Regions from separate parts of the Homo sapiens genome. Here region 2 is linked to region 1. The links are chromatin loops, found by intact Hi-C in ENCODE. Cell type or tissue: PC-9. All regions are shown on one strand. Each heading gives the region's core, and the rest is flanking DNA. Links, peaks and the distances in the headings are about the cores only.

The links. Hi-C counts contacts between places; a loop is a spot of excess contacts. Peaks named below come from ENCODE experiments on the same cell type or tissue, not always from the same donor. Only the 100,000 strongest peaks of a DNase experiment are listed, where the experiment ranks them.
Region 2: it touches region 1 in a loop (17-fold over the local background); 2 of 110 quality-filtered maps call a loop at or near these places.

What each region holds. Positions count from the first base shown.
Region 1 is chr5:139,965,410-139,973,738 of GRCh38, reverse strand. All of the region lies in intron 1 of NRG2 (neuregulin 2), which reads left to right. Among named protein-coding and RNA genes, the nearest start is that of NRG2, 74 kb to the left of the region's middle. RefSeq lists an enhancer at 4,623-4,672. In PC-9, for the core only: CTCF peaks have their summits at 4,574 and 4,784 (motif pointing right); a DNase peak (open chromatin) is centred at 4,778.
Region 2 is chr5:139,417,534-139,425,862 of GRCh38, reverse strand. It overlaps DNAJC18 (DnaJ heat shock protein family (Hsp40) member C18), which reads left to right. Exons shown (of 8, transcript NM_152686.4): 5 at 749-858; 6 at 3,046-3,155; 7 at 5,638-5,810. LOC124901082 (a long non-coding RNA gene) reads right to left here and starts at 8,268. Exons shown (of 2, transcript XR_007058960.1): 1 at 8,147-8,268; 2 at 7,271-7,861. RefSeq lists a silencer at 3,352-3,501 and an enhancer at 5,527-6,032. In PC-9, for the core only: CTCF peaks have their summits at 3,181 and 3,386; a DNase peak (open chromatin) is centred at 3,352.

The DNA.
Region 1 (8,329 bases), core at 58-8,057:
CTTTTGGCTTCCAGAATTGTGATAAATAAATACTTGCTGCTTAAGCCAAAATAAAATACAAGTATATGAGGAACATTAGCAAGACGCGGTGGCTCACACCTGTAATCCTAGCATTTTGGGAGGCAGAGGCAGGAGGATTGTTTGAGCTCAGGAGTTTGAGACCAGTGTGGGCAACATGGAGAAACCCCATCTCTACAAAAAACACAAAAATTAGCCAGGGGTGTAGGCACATGCCTGTAGTCCCGGCTACTTGGGAGGCTGAGGTGGGAGGATCACCTGAGCCCAAGAGGTGCAGCTGAGCTGCAGTGAGCTGTGATCGTGCCACTGTACTCCAGCCCAGGCAACGGAGTGAGACCTCGTCTCAAAAAAAAAGTATATGAGGATATAAGGAAGGAACATCTTTCTGTGATAACAGCTGTGTTTTTATGCTATCATTTTTAAAGGTCACATGGTATTTCATTATATAAATACAACCATAATTTATTTTATCAATTATTTATTATTAGAAATTTAGTTTATTTTTAATTTTTTATTATGCCAGTTGCACTTCCAGATAAAGGGCTTTTTTTTTTTTTTTTTTTTGCATATTCTTACTTCTTTAGGATGCATTCCCAGATGGAACTAAAGAGACTAAAGATATGTATGTTATAAGGCTTTTGATACTTATTGCCAAGTTCAGAAAGATTGTGTCAATTTATGCTTCACTACCAGTATGTGACTACTAATTTCTGCACACACTCACCAATGTTCTTTTCACTTTTACATATCTGATATGCAAAACGTTATTTCATTTTAATTTACTTTGATTATGATTTAGGTTAACATTTTAATAAGCTTATTAGCATCTTATGTTTCTTTTATGTCTTTGCCCATTTTTCTGTTGAGGTATTTATCTTTTTCATATTGTTACAAGGTTCCTTATATATCTAGGGTATTAATCTTTATTTTGATAAATGCTGTATAGAGTTTTTCAGCTTATTGTTTGCCTTTAGTAGTTTTGTGCCATTCTTTTTTGGAGACAGAGTCTCGCTCTGTCACCCAGGCTGAAGTGCAGTAGTGCAATCTCGGCTCACTGTGACCTCTGCCTCCTGGGTTCGAGCGATTTTCCTGCCTCAGCCTCCCGAGTAGCTGGGATTACAGGCGTACGCCACATACCCAGCTAATTTTTGTATTTTTAGTAGAAACGGGGTTTCACTATGTTGGCCAGGCTGGTCTTGGACTCCTGACCTCAAGTGATCCGCCCACCTCGGCCTCCCAAAGTGCTGGGATTACAGGTGTGAGCCACCGTGCCCAGTTTATGACATTCTTTAATACAGAGGATTTATATTTTTTAATATGGTAAACATTATCAGTATTTCTTTTTGGTCTACTTCTTGATTCATTCTTAGAAAGACTCTTCTATTCCTCCTGTGTGACATAAACATCTACCTAAATGTCCTAGTGTTTTATTTAACATTTAGGTCTCTTAACCATCTATAATTTATTTTTGTGTATTATAGGCCTAGTGTTTTAAAATTTTAGTTAACTTGTTATTCCAGTATCATTGTTGGACAGTCCATTCTTTTTGTTTTAATACAAAATGTCACTTAACATTCTACATGTATCTATAATATTACATTTTATATACGCACTGGTCCTGTTAATAAAGCCTTTGTTCAACACCTGCAATTGTTTCTTGGCTTTATATTATGTTCCACTGATTGATCTATTCTGGTACCTGAACATCATTTTTAAAATTATTGTAGCTTTATAATACATTTTCGTATCTGGCAGTGCACGTTCTCTTTTTTTGTTCTTCTTTATCAGTATTTTTCTTGGCTATTCTACGTTTATTCTTCTAGATAAATTTGAGAATCAATTATGCCCTTGGGTTTTTTAGTTTGGAATGCTGTTAAATGTAGAGGTTACCTTGGGGAGATATGTTGTAAAGTACTACATTTTTACTTTCATTTATTCCTTTTTGTTTGTTTGTTTCCTTTAATAGAGCTAGAGCATAATTTTCTATTGATAGATCCTGCACGTTTCTTACTAACTTTAGTCCTATCATTGTATGTTTTATTGATATTACTAATGGGATGGTATTTTCATTATATTTTCTAATTGCATATTGCTCATGCACTTGAGAATGCTTGATTTTTTTTACATTTGTTTTGTAACTGGAAGGCAAGCATGCTGTCTTCTGGTTTTTCCTTTTGTGGGTTTGGGCCAAAGGCATGTTTGACCTATTTTGAGGCCATTTAATTTCCTTCTGGGTCTGGGCCACAGCTCCTCCCCGCAATTCCTTGCCATTGTGAAAGGAGTTTGGGTGAAGAATGGTGGGCACAATCAACTCCTTGTTGGCTGCCCCCTAAGGACAGATGTGTTGCAAAGCAAATGCCTACCTAGTTCTTTCCCTACTCCAACCCCAGCTGTTTGGATGCCAGGAAGATGACTTACCGTCTAGTGGAAAATAGGCCCATGAATCAAAGCTGACACAGGCAGAGTGATCGTGGAGGAGCTAGGGTGTTAAAATGAAATTGATGCCAACCCTGGGGGCTCTCAGGGAAACTTTAAGGGCCTACATGTGTCATCAGCTTGGTCTCTGGGCTGGCTGAATGCATCTGACTGAGGTAGTCCTTTACTATGGCCCAGAGGCAGAGCTAGATCTGCTTCTTTTCTCCCCATGTTGGGGAAACTGAGGTTGAGCAAACAGGATAGTCTCCAGGATGGTGGTGTTGTCACTGTGTTCCCTTCTAAGAAGGATGGAGATTCATTAACTTTCAAAGCTCAAGGGGAAAAAATAAAAAAAAAAGAAAAACTGGTTATGGAGACTGGCCTCATTTTCAAGTCTGAAGCAAACGCATGTTTGGAAAGGTTTCATGGATAGTGCTAACTAAGGATTCCCAGCAGGTTTTACACATTCTACTTTGGTGGAATGTAAAGATTAGCACTGCCTTTTCTGTCTGATTTTTAGCACTTGGGGTTATATCCCAGTCATGAGCACTCTCTCAGCTTTCCTGCCTTCCCACTGCTTCCTACCACAGGCCACTTCTTCTCTTCTTTGCTCTCTGGTCTTTCATGCACAGGTTGCATGCTAGAGGAGAAGATGGTCCCAGAGGTACCCTGAAAAAGGAGATAAGCTCATCAGGGGATAGCAGGGCTGGAATAGTTAGAGAGAAACATGGAGGGATAAAGGATGTTGGTGGGAGTGGTGGACACAGAGGGTCAGAGTGCAGGGTAGAACTTAGAAGCCAAGTAGTCAGCCCAAATTAGCCTTGCCTGCATCTTCTAGTGGCTCACTCTTGAGGGCCCCTCCAGTGGAGGTGGGGATGTTGCTCTAGTCTTGGTGGTCCTATGAAGCCTACCTCCTTATCATGTGAGGTTTTATCAACCTGACTTGAAAGCTCTGATCCTGTACCCAGACCTTATCCATTGGCCAGACCAGTTCATTTTCTCTACTCCTTTCCTTTTATCCTTAGAACCAAATGAATATCCAGGTTGTTGTTCAAGTGCTCTAAAGAAGGAAACACCACCATCTTGGTTGATGTTTTACTCCAGTGTTTTGGACCATCTTGTTCCCAGAATGTTCTATTTTATAGCTATCTTAGGCCTTCTTGTAATACAAAACCATTATCCTGTGGCATGAATTGGAGAATGTGGAGAATAGTCAGACATCTTTTTTCTGTATAGCCCTTTAGGGACTTCTAAAGGTTATTCGGTTTGTCTTTGAACTTTTGCCAGCACAATGAAGTAAAAATAATACTTGTAAAGTGAGGGGCACAATGCCTGGCACATAGTAAAATGACATTCATTGTTTTTATTGCTTTATTTATATTATTCTTAGGCGATGATAGCACACTCCATTTGCAATATTATTTAAGTTCATATGTCAATGGGAGGCATGGAATTGTTCCAGTAAGGACGGGAAAGGCACATAGTGTTTCCCTTGCCCTTCCTGTTTGAGAGGTGAATGCAGTGTAAGCCAAAGGTCATCATCTATTATTTGGGGTGGAACTAGAAGCTAGAGGGCTCACTACTCCACTAAACTCTAAAATACTTGAGGGCAAGAGTTGTGTCTTATTTGTCTCTGAAATCTCTGGAGCTGAGCATAGAGTTGATTCAATAAACATTGGTAAAGGAAGGTAAGGAGACAGGGATAAGCTGGTGTGGCATCTCAGCATTGCAGGAGACACTAAGATCCCTGTACAAAAACTGTCCCTCTAACATGTCTGCCAAACTAGAGATCCTGCCTTGCTTGAACGCACCTGTTGCCTGATAACTCACTCCTTTTGAAGGCTGCCAGTGAGGTCAGCTCTAATTGGTAGAAACGCTCCTTTCATGGAGGCAGAATCTGCTTTGCCTTGACTTTTACCTGTTAGCCTTATGTCTGTCCCTCTGAGCTACACAAAATAAATTTAGTCTTTCTTCCAGATAACAGCCCTATAGATATTTCAAGATAGCTATTATTTCTTATTTCCTTTTGCCAAATCTAGAACTTGCTTCAGAAAAGCTTCAGGAAACTGTGTCAGAGTCATAACAAGTTATTAAAAGCCAGATATGTTGGCCTTAATCTTGGCGGGTTAAATTAGAATGGCCCTTTCCTAGCACTGGCTCAGGGCCAGAGTCTGCTTCTTGGGTCAGAAGAATATGGCAAGGCCTCTGAGCCCTAGAACACTATATCCTTCATGTTCTAGGCTAGGACTGTGGGCTGCCACGCGGCTGGGCTGATTGCAAGCGCCGGAACCCTCTGCCGGCAGCTTTCCACCAGGTGGCGGGGCATTACCTGCCTGAACGCGGACCCGCGCACCTTCCTCATCTCTCCACCAGGTGGCAGGGCAGGCTGCGTCTCAGCTCCTGCACCGGCCTCGGAGTGCCCTCTCCTCCTGGGCTGAGGCTGGGAGGAAAGCTGTAGGGGCTTTGGAAAGGTCTGCTGCCTTCCCCAGTGAGGACCAGCGGATGCCTCTGCTGCCCTGTGCGGGTGATGGAGCTGGGTTCTTGCTGGGCTTGCTGAGTCCTGGGCAGCCTGTCCAATAATATGCCGTTGCTTGTTGGAGTAGTGTCCAGAACACAGCCTGTTGGGAGCCAGCCCTCAGTGAAAGGCCGCCGAACGGAGAGCTCCCAGTGTGGACAGCTGGCGCTGCCGCTCAGGAGCTACCCCTCTGCCCTTCCCAGCCCTCCTTCCTCCTTCCAGTCCCCTGCAGGCGTGGAGGAAGGTGCTGCTGTCTCTCTGACCCATCCCCTTTGGCGAGGATCGACCAGGTTCCTCGCCTCACACAAACAAGATGAAGTCCAGGCTTGCAGAGTCAGAAAAAATTCTGGTCTACAGGCCTCTTCTCTATAGGGAGGATGTTCCAATCCTGCCCTGCTCCTAAACTAGGCCCCCTTGAGGCTCCGGGTTCTGGCCTTCTGCGCCCTACCCTCACGCAGGCCCTCTCAGCTCCGGGCCCACCACGGAGGCCCGTTCTTTCTGTGGTCGGCCTCATCAGCTGCCTCCGGCTTGTCACTTCCACATCTTCCCTTCTCACCCCTTCTCAGCCGGGCGGGCAGGCATGGTGATTCTGGGCCCAGCCTCGGTATTTCATTGGGACGGGACTATCGGAGAGTGGGAAGGCCTGACTTGAGCTGCCAGTGCCTGCTAGGAAAGCAGAAGCTGTTTCCCTCAGAGGCCTTGGGGGTCAGCATGGCCTCCTCCCCCTGGAATGAAACTCTGGAAGGGGCTTGAGTAAGCATGCAGTCCTGTTCTCCATTTATTTATTTATTTATTTATTTATTTATTTATTTATTTTTATGTTTTATTTTTTGGGACAGAGTCTAGCTCTGTTGCCCAGGCTGGAGTGCAGTGGTGCGATCTCAGCTCACTGCAACCTCTGCCTCCCAGATTCAAGGGATTCTCCTGCCTCAGCCTCCTGAGTAGCTGGGACTACAGGCGCCCGCCACCACGCCTGGCTAATTTTTGTATTTTCAATAGAGATGGGGTTTCACCATGTTGGCCAGAATGGTCTCGATCTCCCACCCGCCTCGGCCTCCCAGAGTGCTAGGATTACAGGCAAGAGCCATTGTGCCCGGCCCTGTTCTCCTTTCATAGGTAAGAAAATCAAGACCCAAGGTTAAAGGAGTCTTGAGGGCTCTGACTAGAGCCCAGGCATTCTACATCTCTGATGAGGCCTTGCATCTGAGGGATCTTCAGTTACCAGCCTCTCCTTAGAAGTGTCTCTGCTTTTCTTCCCACCTGGCCACCAACTGCCCTCTCGTGGGCCCACCTTGTGCACGGCAGCAGCGTCTTCATCAGCTTTTGTTGTCTGGTACATTTGGCCACCTGTGGCCTTTGTTGGGCTGCAGGATGAGGAAAGAGGAAAAGGACACTTGTCCTTCAGTACGGAGACTCTGTTGCGGAGGAGGTATGTGTGTCCTGAGAATGTCTGAGTGGGTTTTCTATTCCTCTGCCCAAGAGGAGTACTTGTTGGACATCTACCTTGTACCCAGGGCTGAGTGGGATACAAGGTAATAGTCCCTGGAGTGAAGGTCCTTATAATCTAGGCATGAGGTTGACTCTAAATAGCTTTCTTGAATCCCATGATCCCTGGCCCCAGCACCGGCCATTGCCTCCTCTTCCTTTCCAGCCACTCCCGTTGACCCTATCCCCGTGGGCTATGCAGTGTGGAGACTCCTCACATGTGATTCCCACATGACTGGCATCTCAGGTCTCCTGCAATCCCCTGGGTGTTATATCTCGGAGCAAGGGGCAAATAAGTTCTATTGATGTGGAGCCACTGGGGGAGGCTGGGGGCCTGCATGACCCCTGTTTCCTCCCAGGCCTTTTTTTGAGCAGTTCCTGTAAGCTCCTTCCCATCCATTAGAGATAGGAGAAGCCTCACTAGCCTTCTGCATGAGCAGGTATGCTCTGAGCTTGCTTTTCTGTGCACTTAGGGAAGCTTCTAAATCACAAGCTTAGATTCTTTTACCTTTCTGTTTGTAGCCCATCAGCAGCTCACCACACAGTTTCCCAGGCCCTCCAGGTCCTCCTGCTTGCATTTCCAACTCTCTCTCTCAGCCTCTCCTCATCACCCCTGACCATGCCAAACTTCCCTTTTCTCCTTTTTTAAGTCGCATATGCTCTCATTTCTAAACTCTTGCATATACTAACCTCTTTTTGTGAAATCTTCTTTTCTTCCCTCTTTCCTCCTCCAGTCTTTGCTGCTAGTTCACACCACCCCTAAGAGCTCATCTTAGAATGTCCCTCCTCTGGGAAAGCTTCCCAGCTCCCAAGAGTAGGGTGGGTCCTCTGATCTTACCTCTGATGGTGCTTGTCAGACTGAATTGTAGTCATTTGTTTCTTAATATCCCTTCCTTACCAAAGTCATACCTCCGTAAGGGAAGGGGCCAGTGGTTTTGTTTATTTGTTTCGTGGAGGGATCCTCACATTCCAGTGCAGTACCTGTCGCGTAAGTGCTCAGATTAGACTTGTACAATGTGGTATGAATGCATGGGTGGGAGAGCTGGTGGGCCTTCCTTGAAGAACTTCCTGCCATCTCTGATCTGGATTCTCTGGGTGTTTAGGTGCATCACTCCTGTGTTTCGTTGGCAATGGAGCATAGTGCACCGAGGTTCTCTGGACAGAGACCATTCATTGGTTCAGTAAATATTACTGAGTCCCTGCTATGTGCCAGGCACCACACTGACACTGGGGATACCATAGTAAATAAGCGAGACATGGTCCCTAAACTCATGGGGCTTATAGCCTAGTGGAGGAAACAAATAATAAGTAAGCAAATATAAAAAAAAAATTAGAAATTGTGAAAAGTCCTAGGAAGAAAATGAATAGGCTGATATAGGGCAATATGAGAGACTGGTAGGAGGGACCTTGCCCACAATCCCCTCTCCCCCTGGCTAGCACACCTCTCCCTCTGCAAAGGCTGTGAGCCCCACATCCATACCTCTGCTGGCTTTACCTCACAGTCACATCCTGACCTTGGCAAGAGTTGTACTAGTGAGCACTCCTGACAGCTCTTCCTTTTAGCACTGTCTGCAATTGGGGTGACGGTCTCTACCAGACTGGGAAGGAGATATATCTTGGCAGAAAGTATAGCCCTGTGCTTTGCTGCTCATAGGAAGGCCTTCAGGAGGGCCAGGATTCATCAGCAGAAGTGTCAGAGTCCCTCTGTCCAGGGGCCTGATTGGGTGAATATTCAGGCCCTGTTATACATTGGAGCATCAGCAGCACTGCTGTGTGGTGGCATGAAAGCCACGGCCTCCTGCTGGCAGCTGGGGCTGCTGCTGCCATCCCTGTTCAGGAGGACTGCGTCGCTCTGCTGTTTGGCCTGGTCTGGGGCTGGGGAATGCCTTGCCTCAA
Region 2 (8,329 bases), core at 1-8,000, 550 kb after region 1:
ATTGTTGTGTAAAATAGCACTTACAAAGATAGAAGATAGGAAAGTACCCCCCAGCAAGTTGGAAGTTGGTATAATTCAATGCCCAGGAAGTAAATTGAATTTTATGAGTTGCTATTAAAAGATACCAGTGACACAATATGGTATTGGGCACGGAAGCAGACGTGAACATGCCAGATAGGATTCACGGCCCTAATGCTCTCTCTCTTCTAGCCTTTCGGGGTTCTCTCTCACTAGTTGCAAAGGACTATTTAAATGAAGTCAGGAGAGCTCAGCACGCTTTAGCTCCAGCTGGTTCACTTGGCTTGCCTATTGTCTTATTTTTCTACTGGGTAAAATAGGCCAATACTCTATCCTTAACAAACCTAGCTGGGAACAAGGACCTTGAAAAAGGCAAGGAAGGGTCAGGCGCGGTAGCTTACGCCTGTAATCCCAACACTTTGGGAGGCCAAGGTAGGTGGATCACTTGAGTTCAAGAGTTCGAGACCAGCCTGGCCAACATGGTGAAACCCCATCTCTACTAAAAATACAAAAGTTAGCCAGGCATGGTGGCGGGTGCCTGTAATCCCAGCTACTGAGGATGCTGAGGCAGGAGAATCGCTTGAACCCAGGAAGCAGAGGTTGCAGTGAGCCGAGATCACCCCATTGCACTCCAGTCTGGGTAACAGAGCAAAACTCCATCTCCAAAAAAAAAAGAAAAAGGCAGGGAAGGAGTGTTTGCCATATCCCATACCATGTATTTCTTTTCCAGGAAATATTCATATGTTTTCAAATGTGACAGATGACACTTACTATTACCGTCGACGGCACCGACATGAGAGGACACAGACTCAGAAGGAGGAGGAAGAAGAGAAACCTCAGGTACCTAGGGAGGGAGGAGCACTGCTGCCCATAAACAGTTGTACTTGGCCAACCTTGATGGTACATGGTCAAGTTTTAGAAGTTGAACCTGAGATATGTTGCTTTAGGAAAGATGTGCTTTAGGAAAGCAAAAGCAATGGTTAGAAGAGCTGGAAAATTGGCCTAAATAGGCAGAATGGTATCCCCTCCCTCTGCCCATTCTTGGGTGGCTCTCCCAGAATCTCAGCAATCTGTGGGGCTGACTTCATCAAGGCTTTTTTTTTTTTTTTTTTTTTTTTTTTTTTTTTGAGAGAGGGTCTCACTGTCACTCAGGCCGGAGTACAATAGTAGAAACACAGCTCACTACAGCCTCAAACTCCAGGGCTCAACCAATCCTCCCACCTCAGCCTCTCATGTAGCTGGGACTATAGGTGCGTGCCACCATGCCCAGCTCATTTTTTGTAGAGATTATTTCTCACCATGTTTCCCAGGCTGGTCACAAACTCCTGGGCTCAAGTGATCCTCCTGCCTTGGCTTCCCAAAGTGCTAGGATTACAGGCATGAGCCACCGCTCCGGCTTCATAATTTTCTTGGCTGCAGAAAATAGGAATCCTCTTCAAAATATTTAGAACTAAAGGGGGTTTAAGGTAAGGGATCAAAAGAGTCTCATGAAGCTCAAGGACAAGAAGCACAGCTGGGCCTCATGACAGACAGGAACAAGGAACTGGGATACTGTCAGGCTCCCAAGCAGCTGTGCTCTGCAGGACTCTTTGGGCCCAGATTGTCTCCAGTTTTCCTGCCACTCTTTGCCTCTGTTTTGTTTTCACCAAGCAGCTTTGCTTGTTCTACTTCCCCTTGCAAATAGCCAGTCTACAGTGCCTGAGAGTGTGTGTTCTTCCTTAAAGTGATGACCCAGAAGTGAAGGGTGATGAGTTTCAACCCCAAATTCCTAGGAGAGAAAACGTGATTACCTCTGCCAGAGTTGGATGTCCCCTGAGTCCAATCAGCTGTGGCCAAGCATGATGCTAACCTGGCTCCTAGAGCCCCACTACTGTAAGAGGCACAGTCTGGGCAGGTTTACCTAGAGATGTTTGCTTCATTGGTCTTATTAATGGGGCTGCAGGGGGATTACTGGGTGTCAATCCAGGTTGTTGTTGGACCTCCTTCAGCCTGCTCAGCAGAGAGAGTAAAGGTTATTTGGTATAGATTGAGTATCCCTTATCTGAAGTAAATTGGACCAGTAGTATTTCAGATTTCAGATTTTTTTTTTTTTTTGGATTTTGGAAATTTGCATTATACCATTATATATTTGACAATTCCTAATCTGAAAATCTGAGGCTGGGTGCTATGGCTCACACCTGTAATCCTAACACTTTGGGGGAACTGAGGCAGGAGAATTGCTTGAGCCTAGGAGTTTGAGATTAGCCTGGGCAACATGGCAAGACCTTGTCTCTACAAAAATTTAAAAATTAGCTGGACACGGTGGTGTGCACCTGTGGTCCCAGCTTCTCAGGAGGCTGAGGCGAGAGAATCATCAGAACCCAGGAGGTCAAGGCTGCAGTGAGCCATGTTTGTGTCACTGTACTCTAGCCTGGGTGACAGAGCAAGACCATGTCTCAGAAAAAAAAAAAAAAAGGAAATCCAAAATGCTCCAATGAGCATTTCCTTTAAGTGTCATCCTGGTACTCAAAAAGTTCTAGATTTTGGAGCATTTGTGATTTTGAATTTTCTGATTAGGACTGCCCAACCTGTACTTCTCAGCTGAAAGTACAGCCTTCCCAGAAAAGCCTGGGGCTTTGTGGATCCTCCTATGCAGTGCATTGATAATTTGTTATTTTCTTTGGAGCAACTATCTTATTTTCAATAAGCTTTATATTGATAAAGAACACTTACAGGCCAGGCGCAGTGGCTCACACCTGTAATCCCAGCACTCTGGGAGGCCGAGGTGGGCAGATCACGAGGTCAGGAGATCGAGACCATCCTGGCTGCGGTGAAACCCTGTCTCTACTAAAAATACAAAAACTAAGCCGGGCGTGGTGGCGGGTGCCTGTAGTCCCAGCTACTCGGGAGGCTGAGGCAGGAGAATGGCGTGAACCCGAGAGGCGGAGCTTGCAGTGAGCCGAGATCGCACCACTGCACTCCAGCCTGGGCGACAGAAAAAAAAAAAAGAACACTTACAGCAAGTTTTTATTTTTTTTTCTTTTTCAGACTACATATTCTGCATTTATTCAGCTACTTCCAGTTCTTGTGATTGTGATTATATCTGTCATTACTCAGCTGCTGGCTACTAATCCCCCATATAGTCTGTTCTATAAATCGTAAGTCTGGTATTTCTAAATCTTTCTCAGTAACAGTCTGGGGGTGAAAGACTTGAAGGTTTTGCTGATACATTACTAACATTTCATTTCACCTTTTGCTGTAGAAAACACCGATTTGATGTTTAAAGGAACAGCTGGGTAGTCATGGTGCTGAGACTCAAAAATACTGAGGCAGTCTCCTGTGTGCCTCGGGAAATAGATTGTCTTGTTCTATAGTGACATCATCTGGTCAGCTGCAGAACAGCAGTAACTGGTTTTTGAAGGATCAGTAGAATTTAAGGTTTAGATGAACTCATTATCACACCATGGTAGAGTTAGAAAGACTCTGTTAAGCTGTTGATAGGATTGCTGGACCCTGTGGGTCTCGGAGCATAGTATTAATAATGGGGATCAAGTGATTATTTTCAATTTTTTTGTTTTTGTTGAAAATAGAGAAATTCCTTGTAATGCTTTTTGCGTATAGATTATAAACTCTGATAGGATTTTTAAAAATTTCTTCAATTAATTCTTTCAGTTGATTCAGTTCCCAAAGTTTGGTCCCCAGACCAGCCATCGTCAGCATCAACAGGCAACATGTTAGAAAGGCAGATTCTAGGGCCCCTCCATATCCATTGAATTAGAGGCTCTGGGGGTAGGACCAGAAGTCTGAGTTTTAAAAAACCCTCTAGATTATTCTGGTCCACACTGAAGTTTGAGAATCACTAGATTATCTTTTTTGTTAATAATGAATAATAAATTATTATTCATTATTATAATTTAGTGGGAAAAAAACCTTTTAAAAGTAGAATTTATTAGACAATATATAACAGGAAGAGTCTTTGTCAGTGATCACTGTAGACAAGACCATCATTCCAGGTCAATCCAGGTCAGTATTTCCTTTTTTGTTTGTTTTTGTTTTTTGAGACAGAGTCTCACTCTGTCGCCTGGGCTGGAGTGCAGTGGTGCAATCTGGGCTCACTTCAACCTCCACATCCCTGGTTCAAGGAATTCATGTGCCTCAGCCTCCTGAGTAGCTGGAATTACAGGCGGCACGCACCACCACACCCGGATAATTTTTATATTTTAGTAGAGACAGGGTTTCACTATGTTGGCCAGGCTGGTCTCAAACTCCTAACCTCAGGTGATCTGCCCACCTTGGCCTCCCAAAGTGCTGGGATTACAGGCATGAGCCATCGCGCCCGGCTAGTATTTTCCTTTTACAGAGAGCGAAGCTGAGGCTGAAAGAGAGGTTTCTTTTTATTGTTTTTGTTTTCGAAGCAGTCTTGCTCTGTCACCCAGGCTCCCAGGCTGAAGTGCAGTGGTGCAATCTTGGCTCACTGTAATCCCCTTCTCCCAGGTTCAAGCGATTCTCATGCCTCAGCCTCCTGAGTAGCTGGGATTATAAGCATGTGCCACCACACCTGGCTAATTTTTGTATTTTTTAGTAGAGACTGGGTTTCACCATGTTGGCTGGGCTGGTCTCGAACGCCTGACCTCCACCTTTCTTGGCCTCCCAAAGTGCTGGGATTACCGTCATGAGCCACTGCACCTAGCCTTCATAGAGAGGTTTTTGCCATCAGGCCACACTGGCCTGATTCCCTCTGTTTCCCAGCTTCTCATGTTTTTCCATATGGCACTTTAGCTTTCTTTCTTGTGAGGCCAGCGGGGTAAGCACGGACCTGCTCTGTAAGCTCCCCCAAAACCTTAGAGTGAGGGGAGAGCAGTCATGGCTTCAGCTCTTACTCTAATTAGAGAGGATCAAAGGAGAGGGCCGGAAAAAGGCCAAATAAAATATAGCCCCTTTAATGTAGAATTTGTCCAGTTTGAAGAAAACCATTTCTGTCACATTGTTTTAACTTGAGTTTGAGGTCCCTTCTATGTTTCCTTATGGTTAGAATTAGTCAGCTCAGTACTCTTATTAATGTTGCTAAGCACCAGATACCTTTGGATGTCTTGGACCCACAGAGAGTTAGCTCTAAAGCATCATTGAAATCTTTTGTCTGAGTTTCTTGCAGTTCTCAGTTAGCAGCTATGTGCGAAGTACTTTTTATCATGTCCAAAATATTGCTTCTAGGTTGGTGTGAGCTATCTGTTTTTTTTGTAAATAATTTGCTATATAACATAATCAGTTCATTCAACCAGCATTTATAATAGCCTACTCTGTCAGGTACCATACTAGATCCTACACAACGTAAAAATTGTTTGTTTTAAGCATTCAGCATTCTACTTTTAGCACAGAGAGCAGTATAAGAGAGGTGAGTCCTTTAAGAGAATAAACTATGCTGAAGCTGAATTCATAGTATGAACTTGCTTACATAATACAATTATGATGATGTTATACTTACAACTTTGCTAGGGAAATAAGAAGTGTTGGGTATATTAGAAAATGATATCTGCCTCTGCTCTATGAGCAGATGATGATGATGATATCTGTGAGGGCAGTGCTAAGAGTAATATTGCCAAATATTATGAGCTCACATGAGCCTCTCTCTCCTTGTTTCAGGACCTTGGGCTACACCATTTCTAGAGAAACTCAGAACCTGCAGGTGCCTTACTTTGTGGATAAAAACTTTGACAAGGCCTACAGAGGAGCTTCTCTGCATGACTTGGAGAAAACAATAGAGAAGGATTACATTGATTATATCCAGACTAGTTGTTGGAAGGAGAAACAACAAAGTAAGATACTGTAAAAGGGGCATTAGCTGGTGGCTGTGGTTCCCAGCAGGAGGCACCCCCAGCCTCCTGATCCCTCCTCTCTTCTTGTTTGAGGCTACGCATGTTTATGTGAACAGAGTCAGAGGACAAAGGCCATTCAGGATACTATAAAAAAGTAGGGGAAATTTATTGACAGGATACATGTGGCCAGGACTTGGAAATCTTAGGAATTTAGGCGGCACTAGTCACCTGTCTGTATGTCTGTCTCTCTTTGAGTCTCTACCTCTCTCTGCCAATCTGCCCCCTCTCCTCTCCCCACCAGCTGCCTTCCTTTCTTTCTTCCAGCTTCCCTTTTGCATAACCTTGTTTGCCATGGTTTACAGTGGTTGCCACCCTGCTTATCACTCTCTCAAATTCCCCAGTCTCACCAGTCAGTGCCCCTTTCTGCAGCACACACGTCTGTAAGTTCTTGGTGCTCGCTGATTTGGTCCACAGTTTCCCAATTCCACACTCCCTAGAGGGAAATCTGATCGAGCCAGCCTAACTTTTTGAAACAGAACAAAGGTTTAGAGGTTTCTGGTATGGAATGAGGTGTCCCCTACCCTCACCTCCAGCTGGTTGTGGCCACACAGAACAAAAGCGACCCCTTGGGTCTGCCCCTTTGGGTGTGGCAGGCCTTCCCCCCTATTTCCCTCTCTGGAGACAGTGGGGATGATAGCATCTGCCACTGGCTTACAGCTCCAGCAAGTGTTACTAGGAGTGTCTGCAGCAGGGGTAGCCCCGTCTCAGCCAACAGCTTCACCTTTGGTCCCACTTGAATTCTACACACACATACCGCGTTAGTGACTGTGTCTTCTAAAACTTGGTTTTGATTATTTTTATTTTCTTTTTTATTTTTCAGGAGGTACCCTTTTAACTGAAGTTTTGGCTCATGTTTAAAAAGCAAATTCTGACTCATTTCTAAAGCCTTATTACTGAGTATCATTAAATACCTAATGGAGTCTGATAAAATTAGCTCTTCAGTCACAGTGCTGCTAAGCCCTCATTGACCATCACACACTCCCAACCCCGCCCTCAAGTTAAGCTCTCCTTCCTCTGTGTTCTTAAAGCACTTTGTTCAGCCTGCTAACATAGTACCAATCACACAGTGTTAGAGTTCCAGGGATATATGTCAGTCTCCCCTGCAAGACTATGGACTGTCTGGGAATAAGAACTTGGTCTTACTAATTTTGTGTCCCAGGGTTCTGGCACAGTCCTTGCTTCAGAACAAGTGCTCAACAAATGTCTTTTGAAGAGAGGATTCTCAGGAGTAGAAAACAATGAAAATGCTGAGGATTGTGAATAACAACAGCAGGGTTAGTGTCCTAGCTCACCCTTAGGGACCTGGTCTCTGCCCCCTATTTCTGTACGGCAAAGTCCTAATGTTCTCTCAAGGTGCATTAGGAAGTTGGTGAGCAATGACTCTGGGATATAAGAGGAAATTAAACAGGAAGAGGAAATTCCAATTTATTGAAAAACACTGAGGATTCAGGAAATACTCTACCCCATTGCTAAACTAGATTTTACAAGAATCAAAAATCAGGAAAGAATTTTAGAGCAGGATAAAGGCCTCATATTAAAAGGCAGTATATAGGCCAGGCATGGTAGCTCATGCCTATAGTCCTAGCACTTTGGGAGGCCGAGGCAGGAGGATCACTTGAGTCCAGGAGTTTGAGACCAGCCTGGGAACCCCATCTCTAGAAAAAGTATAAAAATAAGCCAGGTGTGGCAGCACATGCCTGTGGTTTCAGCTACTCAGGAGGTCGAGCCTGGGAGATCAAGGCTGCAGTGAGCTGTGATCACTCCACTGCACTCCAGCCTGGGCCACAGAGCGAGATCCTGTCTCAATAAAAAGGCAGTATATACATGGATCCAAATCAGGTGAAAGCCAGTGTATGTCCTGAAAATCCCCATTGTCTGGGTCCTGGGAGGGCTTTGACTTTGTTGCTTTCTGCAAGAACTGGATGAAAATCTGCATTTCACATTCTTCAAACACCCGCCTGCCCCACATCTTCCTCTGTGGCAGTAAGATGCTGGAATTATACAAAGAGCTCATGGTAAGGATTGCACCAGAGGTAGTTTCTCAGCTTTTGTCCCCATCCCCATGAGGCCTAGTTCAGAGCTTCGGCACTCTCCAGGTATAAATAAAAATCCAGTGAGTGGCCAGGTGTGGTGGCTCATGCCTGTAATCCCAGCACTTTGGGAGGCCAAGGAGGATGGATCACCTGAGGTCCGGAGTTCGAGACCAACCTGGCCAACATGGCGAAACCCCTTCTCTACTAAAAATACAAAAATTAGCTGGGTGTGGTGGTGCGCACCTGTAATTCCAGCTACTTGGGAGGCTGAGGCAGGAGAATCTCTTGAACCCGGGAGGCGGAGGTTGCAGTCTGCTGAGATCGTGCCACTGCACTTCAGCCTGGGTGACAGAGCGAGACTCCATCTAAAAAAAAAAAAAAAAAAAAAAAATCCAGTGAGTAAGCATGATGCGTGTACCCACAAGT